2 separate regions of the Mus musculus genome follow, and region 2 is linked to region 1. Evidence: chromatin loops called from intact Hi-C (ENCODE). Cell type or tissue: gastrocnemius. All regions are shown on one strand. Links, peaks and the distances in the headings refer to the core of each region. The heading gives the core; the rest is flanking DNA.

What was found. A loop is a pair of places that touch in the nucleus more often than their neighbours do. Peaks named below come from ENCODE experiments on the same cell type or tissue, not always from the same donor. Only the 100,000 strongest peaks of a DNase experiment are listed, where the experiment ranks them.
Region 2: a loop joins it to region 1, with 4 times the contacts of the local background. A loop is called at or near these places in 32 of 42 quality-filtered maps.

The regions. Positions count from the first base shown.
Region 1 is chr13:64,306,886-64,311,279 of GRCm38, reverse strand. It overlaps Prxl2c (peroxiredoxin like 2C), which reads left to right. Exons shown (of 6, transcript NM_025370.3): 3 at 2,134-2,187; 4 at 2,353-2,458. Among named protein-coding and RNA genes, the nearest start is that of Prxl2c, 3.6 kb to the left of the region's middle. In gastrocnemius, for the core only: a CTCF peak has its summit at 2,019; a DNase peak (open chromatin) is centred at 3,526; H3K4me3 peaks cover 262 bases; H3K27ac peaks cover 1,800 bases.
Region 2 is chr13:64,179,320-64,183,713 of GRCm38, reverse strand. It overlaps Habp4 (hyaluronic acid binding protein 4), which reads right to left. Exons shown (of 8, transcript NM_019986.3): 6 at 1,436-1,607. Among named protein-coding and RNA genes, the nearest start is that of Habp4, 20 kb to the right of the region's middle. In gastrocnemius, for the core only: a CTCF peak has its summit at 2,584 (motif pointing left); a DNase peak (open chromatin) is centred at 2,574.

The DNA.
Region 1 (4,394 bases), core at 220-4,219:
GATGTGTATGTGCTTACAAAGAACATATAAAGATTATTTTATTTATATGAGTACACTGTCACTGTCTTCAGAAACACCAGAAGAGGGCATCCTATCTCATTACAGATGGTTGTGAGCCACTATGTGGTTGCTGGGAACTGAACTCAGGACCTCTGGAATAGCAGTCAGTGTTCTTAACCATTGAGCCATCTCTCCAGCCCTCACAAAGAACATTTAAAGTAGATGGCTTTTGGTGATTTTGGAGTAGCACATTACTAGTAACTGTGTCACTGTGCTGGACAGCACATTTCTAAAAGGATCCCTCTTGCTCATGTCTCCCTGAAATTGTACCCTTTGAGCACGTTTCAGTGTGTTCCACCCCCTTTCTCCCAGCCCGTGGTAGCCACTGTTTTGTTCTCTACTTCCATGAGTTATAATGTTTGACTCCGTATGTATTCCGTGTGAGGTCATCCAGTGTTTGTCTTTCTGTCCCTGGCTTATTTCACTCAGCAGAATGGCCTCCATGTTTTACAGATAACAAAAACAAACAAACCCCTCAGCCAGGCTTGCTGGCCCATGCCTTTAATGCCAGCACTCAGGAAGCAGAGAGAGGCAGGAGTAGCTCTGAAAGTTAGAGAGCAGCCTGGCCTACAAATCAAATCTAGGACCGCCAGGGCTCTTACACAGAGAAACCCTGTTTCGGAAAAACCAGAACCAATTTCTTTTTTATGGTTGGATGCTACTTCTTGGGGTACCACACTTTATGCATTTGTCCACTGATGGACACCTGAGTTGCTTCCTCACCTCAGCTGGTGTTGACGGTGCTACGGTGAACATGGAAGTGTGGGGTTTCTTTGGCGTGCTCATTTTAATTCTTTCGGCTGTGTCACCCACAGTAGCAGTTCTGAATCACGTGGCAGTTCTCTTTAAGTTTTGGAAGAACCCTTGTACTGCCCTGATTGTAGAAGCTGTTCAGTTCATTCTTACCAGCACCGTGTAAAGATCCTCTTTGTTCCATGTCCTCACCGATACTTCCTTCTGTTTGATTAGTAGCATCTCTCCTAGGGTGAAGGAATACCTCATTTCTGTTTTCATGTCTCTAATGATAAGCGATGCTCAACAGTTTGTGTCGAGAGTGTACAAATTTGTGCACGTGGGTGTACAAGTTTGCACATGCATGTGCGTGAAGGCCAGAGGGTAAACCACAAGTGTTGCTCCTCAGGGGCTATTCGTGGTTTTTATGTAACATCTCGCTGGTCTGGAGCTTGCTGATATGAATGGACTGACTGGACGGGGAGCGACAGGATCCACCTGCTTCCTCCTCTGTCTTGCTGGGGTTTTGTGGGGTTTTGCACACACGTGCAGCTGCACTAGCCTTTGTGCATGGATTCTGGGGACAGAACTCAGATCCTCAGCAAGCACTTTACCCCCCCGAACCATCTCCCCAGCCCGAGAATGATTTCACACGGCTTCTGGCTTAGTCCTTGGTTGTTAGAGGTCAAATCTCAGAACCTGAGAGTACTAGACAGGTCCTGATCCCTATCCCATTTTTGGTCCATTTTTAAAAACTGGATTGTCTTCTTGCTGTATTTGAATTTGTAACATAGACTTCATAGGTCTTTTTGACAAGTGCCTACTTTGCATAGGTTTTCTTAGTCCAGTCAGTGGGTTGTGTCTTTTCTCTGTCGTTTTCCTTTGCTATAAGGAATACACAACCTTCTTGGTGTGTTAACTTTCGTTTCTGTGTCTTATTGACTTATATGTGCAAGTGTGGAGGTCAGGCAGCTCGCAGGAGTCAGTTCTCCCCACCACGTGGGTCCCTGAGATGGAACTCAGGTCAGCAGGCACAACAGCACCTTTACTCACCGAGCCAGACCACTGCTACACAAGTGCTACTGAGCTTCCCTCTGCGTTTCCTTCTAATAGTTTTATGTTTGACTCTTAGGCCTTGAAATTCTTACCTAGAGAAAACAAATCATCTGAGTTACTCAAATATCGTAGTATGCATTTCTTTCTACTCAAGCAATTTTGTTTTCTATTCTCTTCGAAGCCTATAGGTGGCATTAGAACAAAATGAAAGAATTGCTTTAGGGAAAGTTCTTTCGAATACACATAGTTTCTAATAATATGTACTTGTCCTTCTTCCTCCCAAAGGAAGCAGATGTCACCCTCATAGTGATTGGACAATCATCATACCATCATATTGAGGTAACTATCTAGCAAACTGAGGGGCCACTGTTTTAAATAGGTTTCAGATACAAAATTACATTTGTTGAGCTGAGTATAGGCTCCTTGGCAGAAAGCTAGGTTGTCCTTATTTGTCTCTCATTTGTTCTCATGAGAAATTCCAATTATTTTATTCTCTTTTTTTAGCCTTTCTGCAAACTGACTGGATATTCTCATGAAATCTATGTTGATCCTGAGAGAGAAATTTACAAAAGATTGGGAATGAAAAGAGGTGAAGAAATTTCCTCCTCTGGTAAGACATGTTTCACTTGTGATATGATTCTCTCAGACACATGTGTCTTCTCATACTAGGAGTTGTACATGGCAAGGCTGTGTTCAATAGTCTTTGTGACAAAATAGTTATCCAAGGGGCTGGTGAGTTGGCTTAATGGTCAAGGGCACGTGCTGCTATTTCAGAGGACCTAGGTTCAGGTCCCAACACCCACACACTGGCTTACAACAACCTGGAACTCCAGTTCTGAGGGATCTGACACCCTCTCCTGGTGTCCAAGGGCTCCTGTACACATGAACACATATACACATACACACCTCTATATGATTTTTTAGATAATAATAAATAATCCAAAGGCTTTTCTGAGATTCAGGCTTCGAACTGTCAGCTCCCTGTAAAATAAATTATTTTTAAAATTTTACACATTTTCAATATACAGTGGTGTAGAGTAAATACTTTCATTTGAGAAAAAAGGAATGATAATGGGTGTCTTAGGGTTTCTTTTGTGGTGATAAACACCATCACCAAACATAACTTGGTGAGGAAAGGGTTTATTTTGTCTTATACTTACACATCACAGTCCGTCAATGAAGCAAGTCGGGGCATGAACTTAAGGCAAGGACCTGGAGGCAGGAAGTGAAACAGGAGCCATAGAGGAGCACTGCTGACTGGCTTGTCCCCATAGCTTGGTCAGCCTGCTTTTCTGTACAGCCTAGGAGCACTCACCCAAAAGTAGTCCCACCCACAATGAGACAGACTTTCCCACACCAATCATCTATTAAGATGTCCTACAGACTTGCTTACAGACCAGTCTTATTGAAGAGGGATTTTCTCAGTCAAGATTCCTTCATCTCAGATATTTTTTTGTGTCAGGTTGATAAAAACTAACCAAGACAGCAAGGAAAGACCAAATTACAGCAGGACTAATACCAAAAGCCAAACTCCATGTCCCTCACCTGGAACTCTTGGTGGAGTCCTGCGCTCCAATAAGCCTAGACAGCCCCACCCATCCATTTCTGCTGTCTGCAGCATGTGTTGCCCTTCTGCTGAGCTGGCTCCACTCTATGTGGGAGGCTTTCTTTAGCAGATGTCCCACAGTCCTGGCGTCTGTAGTATCCTGGGATCCCCATTGCAACATCGTAAGCTTTACCTTCACAGCTCTATGGGGTGGCCTTTCAAGCCACTTGCAGGAATGTGACACTGCTACACATGGCCTGGCCCCAGCAGCTCTGTGGGACATTGGTGCAAGCTGTCACGGTCCCATAACTTCTGCATTTCTCATGTTTACAACCGCCACAGTCAGTGCTGCCCAGTTCTCTGCCAGTTCACATTGCAGGCTGACTCCCTTCTACAGTAGTGATGATGACCTGAGCCTCAGTGGTTGAACCAGGTCCCTAAGCCGTTCTTTTAGGGCAGAGAACCCCTCAGTAGTACTGTCAGCGCGGGCTCTTCTTCAGGTGGACTTATATCTCCTTAAGCCCGAGCCTCCAGTCTTGGGGTCCTGTCCTCCAAGCACCTCACCTCCTTAGCAGTCACATCGTCCTTCTCTGCACAGGACTTGTCTGTAGAATTTGCTCACACCCTCTTTTTTGCTATGTCATGTCTCTGCCCTCCCTCTGACTGCACGGCTGATGGGGAAGAGTGAATTGTAACCATGCACAGCTTGTACTAACGTTACCTGTGTTACCTGTTGTGAGACGGCTTCGGCCTGACAACCTAGTCCATTACCTTTGAGTTCAACCTTGCTTTTTTTTTTTTTTTTTTTTTTTTTTTTCTCCAGGAGGTGGGCATAGTGTAGCCAGATTCTTTGTCAGAGTGTGACACTAATGGTCAGTAGCCCTGTTCCCACTTAAGTCCTGTTCTCCTTTATGCCTCAGGAGCCAGGCTTCCACAGTTTGTGTGTTTCTCCTGGCATTCTGGTCTTCCTGGGTTTTTGTTGTTGTTTTGTTTTTTTCTT
Region 2 (4,394 bases), core at 105-4,104, 130 kb after region 1:
GGTGAGGCATGATAGAGGCTGTGTTCTGGATAGAGACACTTGGACACGTGGCTGGTTTTGGGCCACAGTCTGGCAAGCAAATAAGGTTTTCTGCCATCTGTTTGCATTTTTGATGTGACAGGCCCAAAGCCACTGGGCCACACAACCTGAGGCTGAACCAAAGCTTTTCTCACTATAAATGACCTCAGGCATTTTTCAACAGTGCTAGAAATCTAACAAACTTCTGACTGCAAGTCAGGGAGTAATATCCAGCAGGGAAGACGACTGTTCATCACAGCCATCTGCATGGTTTCATGCTGTGACTGACAACAGGAATTCTTACATTCTACACCCGGGTGCTTCAGAGTTCCTTTAACTTCAGCAACAAACAAACAAATGCAATTAAATGACTGATGCTTTTCCCTGGAATATCTCGGTTCAGGCATCTGGTAAAAAGTCTGATGTTGGTCTCTGGAAACAGAACCACGTTGGTAACGTGCTTGCATAGGGACTTGAGTTTATATGCCCAACACTCAATCAAAAAGCTGACTGTGGCAGGGCACATCTATAGCTGCAGCACCAGGGAGGCAAAGACAGTCTTCTTGGAGCTCACTAGCCAGTCTAGTTGCATTGGTGAGGCCCAGGTTCACTGAGATCTTGTCTCGGAAAATAAAAGTGGAGAGTGACAGGCACACGTGTACACACACAGGGATAGAGCTGTATAGAAACCATGCAGAACAATAAGGTCTGCACAACACTGAAGTCCTTAATAATGCCTTCAGGACAGCTGGTTGTGGAATGGTGTCTGACCGTGCTATCAGCAGGCCAGGGGCTTCTCTTTTGTTTCTAGAGCTGGGCAGAGGAAGCAGGGCTATTAAAATACTGTACAAAGGGATCACAGAACTTATGTTCCCAGCTATTGCTTCAACTGATCAACTGACCCATTGGAAGATAAGCACTCATGGTGGTGCACAGCTCAGGGTGCTGAAGCAGGAGGATAGTTTTAATACCAGACCAGGTGACACACTAAAGTCTAAAACCAAAGGACCTGAGAGGATTGCATTCTGATCATCAAAAGGCAGAGCCAGTAATGTTCAAAACATCTCCTCTGTGCCTCTTTCACTGAGAGACCAGACTTTCAAGGCTTCCAGAGAATGTGTAGTACCTGACTGTGCACATGCCAAGTTCTAGTCCTTTCCATCATCCTTGATGAAGCTTGAACAGAAACAAGAATGCCAAGCGGCAGGCCAGCAAGATGGCTAAGTGGGCACCAAGTCTCTATTCCTGACAACCACAGGTTTGACATGTACTCCTCAAATACAAAATAAATGTTTTGGTGGTGGGGAGAGGAGAACAAGAATGCCAAATAGCAAGGTCCTATTTCCACACCCACTGAGACTGGGCTATTATGTGCCTCATGAGGTCAACAGTACAGATTCCCCTGAGACAAGCTTACATCGTCTCTGTATCTGGACTTGTGAATCACCACTGCCTTGGAAGGAACTGTGGACTCTGGCTTCCGAATATTGAACTCAGGCTTTGGTCTGGTTTGTTCTTGAAGGTTTTTCCACTCATCTAAGGTCATCTCTTGGACTTGGTTTTCCTCTTCTACCTCCAACTCAGGAACTCTGAAAAGATACATAATCATAAGAAAGACATTTTTTTTGGGGGGGGCTGGTGGGACCAAATGTCTACTTCAGAAAAGCAAGTTATACTTTTGTGGGACTGTATTGGAAATGTAAATAAGGTTAAAGGTGACCCCAAGCCCTCGGGGTCACGTCTTGTGAGTTCTCTCTACCATCCTATGCCTTCTGCCAACTGCAGGAACAGTCTGTGCTTCACAACAGTCTGGAAATGATGTCATCAGTCATCTCTATCACACTGCACCACCATGGACCCTTCCTGAAGGCAGATGGGCAGTATGAGAACTGTGGGAGAAAATAAGAGATGCTGTGGACACAAGGTAATTGGGAACCACCGACAGAAGTCTTAAAGGAATGGGTCACAGTGCCCACTTTTATAAATCTCTTTAGTTGGTTCTAAAAGGAAAAAAAAATGGTATTTCAGACTTTCTCCAGGCCCATGCCCCAAGCCTCTTCCTTATCACGCCTTTTTTTTTTCTACATTTGTCTGATAACTTCATCATGAGAACCTGTTGAAACGGTTTTCATGTTTTCCCCTCTTCTCTGACTCATGGTTTTAAGTGAGGTTTAGTGATTTATTTTATTTTATGTACACTGGTGATTTGACTGCATGTCTGTCTGTATAAGGGTGTTGGATCTCCTGGAACTGGAGTTACAGACAGTTGTGAGCTGCCATGTTGGTGCTGGGAATTGAACTGGGGTCCTCTGGAAGAGCAGCCAGTGTTAACCACTGAGCCAACTCTCTAGCCCTCTGAAGTGAAGTTTTAATTGTAGACTTTTTTTATATATTGAGAGAGAGTGCTAAGAGTGGAGCTCAGGGACTCCCATGTGCTAAGCAAGTGTTCTAGCCCCATCCTAGCTAACAATTCGAAATGTTTAAAGCAGGCTGGAGAGATGGCTCAGAGGAGGAATTAGGAAGACCTTAGTCCAAATCCCCAGCATCTTGTGCCCTCTTCTGGCTTCTTCAGGTATTGCATGCATGAGGCAAGATAACACAAGTTAAAAGCTTTTCAAATGTCCACTCTGTTAATCATCAGAGAAATGTGGCGCAACCCACGAGGAGTTACACCATTCCATATCCAATGGTCAGCTAGTATCAAAAGGTCAGTCAGGGTATGGAGAGATGGTTCATCAGTTAAGAGCACTTGCTGTTCTTGCTGAAGACTTTGGGTTTGGGTCTTAGCATCCACTTGGTGGCTCACAAGCAGCTGTAGATTTGGTTCAAAGGAATCTACTGCTCTTTTCTGGTGCCACAGGTACCAGGCATTCATGTGGTGCACACACACACACACACAGAGAGACAAAACATTCATACATGTAATTTTTAAAGAAAGAAAAGGGGAGTGTCTTTAAAGGCAATTAACAAGTTTTGACAAAGATTTTTTTTTTTTTTTTTTGGCTGGTGGGACCAAGTGTCTACTTCAGAAAAGAAAGTTATACTTTTGTGGGACTGTATTGGGGATGTGATTATCAACGTAGAAAACAGTCTGGGGGGCCGGAGAGATGGCTCAGTGGTTAAGAGCACTGACTGCTCTTCCAGAGGGCCTAAATTCAATTCCCAGCAAGCACATGGTGGCTCACAACCATCTGTATTGGGATGTGGTGCCCTCTTCTGGTATGCAAGTGTACATGCAGACAGAGCACTCATACATAGAAAAAGGAAGGGAAAGGGGAAGGGGAAGGGGAAGGGGAAGGGGAAGGGGAAGGGGAAGGGACGGAACAGTCTGGTCTTCAATTTTTTTTACAGAGTCGGGTGTCATGGCTCACATCTTTAATCTCAGACCTAGGCAGGCAGAGACAAGTGGATCTCTATGAGTTTGGTGCCATCCTGGTCTACACATCAGGCTCCAGGACAGCTGGGACTGACTACACAGCAAGTTCCAAGACATAGAGATCTTGTCTCAAATTTTTTTTTTCTGGGGACAAGAGAGATGGCTTAGTGGTTAAGAACACTGGCTGCTCTTCCAGAGGATCTGGGTTCAATTCCCAGCAACCACATGGCAGCTCACAGCTGTCTGCAACTCTAGTTCCAGGGGATCCAACACCCTTATACAGACATACATGCAGTCAAATCACCAATGTGCATAAGACTAAAATTTTAAAAATTATTAAATTTTCTGAGAGTTCATATATGATCCAGGAATTTCATACCTGAGAGAAATGAGAACGCGCATCCCTATCAAACACATACATGAATGTTTACAGTGGCTGTTATGTACAGCAGCCTCAAACTGGAAACTATTAGCATGTCTGTCACCTGACAAGTAGATAAACAAAACAGGGATTTTAAAATATAGGCCATAACATGACAGAAATTTAGACATATGGCAAGTGAAATAAGCTAACGTGTCTTCTCTTTTCTGTGTAAGATTCCGTTTATATGATCGGAAGAGGCAAGCTCAAAGACAAAACAGGGCAGTGTAGCAGGTGCCCTCAAACATCAGAACACTGATGAGGAACAATTCAGCTGCTGTCAGAACACAGGGAAGGATGGGTGTGACACACCAGTAAATTGGCTAAGTTGGAAGAATAAGCATGCATTTCAGGTTGTTCACTAAAACACTGGCTTACAGGACTTTAAGCTCTTCCATCAAGTTCTAAGCCTGGGAGGTGAAGGTCCACTGTGGCGGAATGGGGAAAGCCCCAGTGTCAACTCAATCAGCCAGAGCTGGGGTGGCAGGTCATCGATCGTATCAAGAAACGGAATTCTTAAACCATCAACAATGACACAGCTGCTGGGAGATTAGTGTGATTTTAAAGTCTGACAGAGCC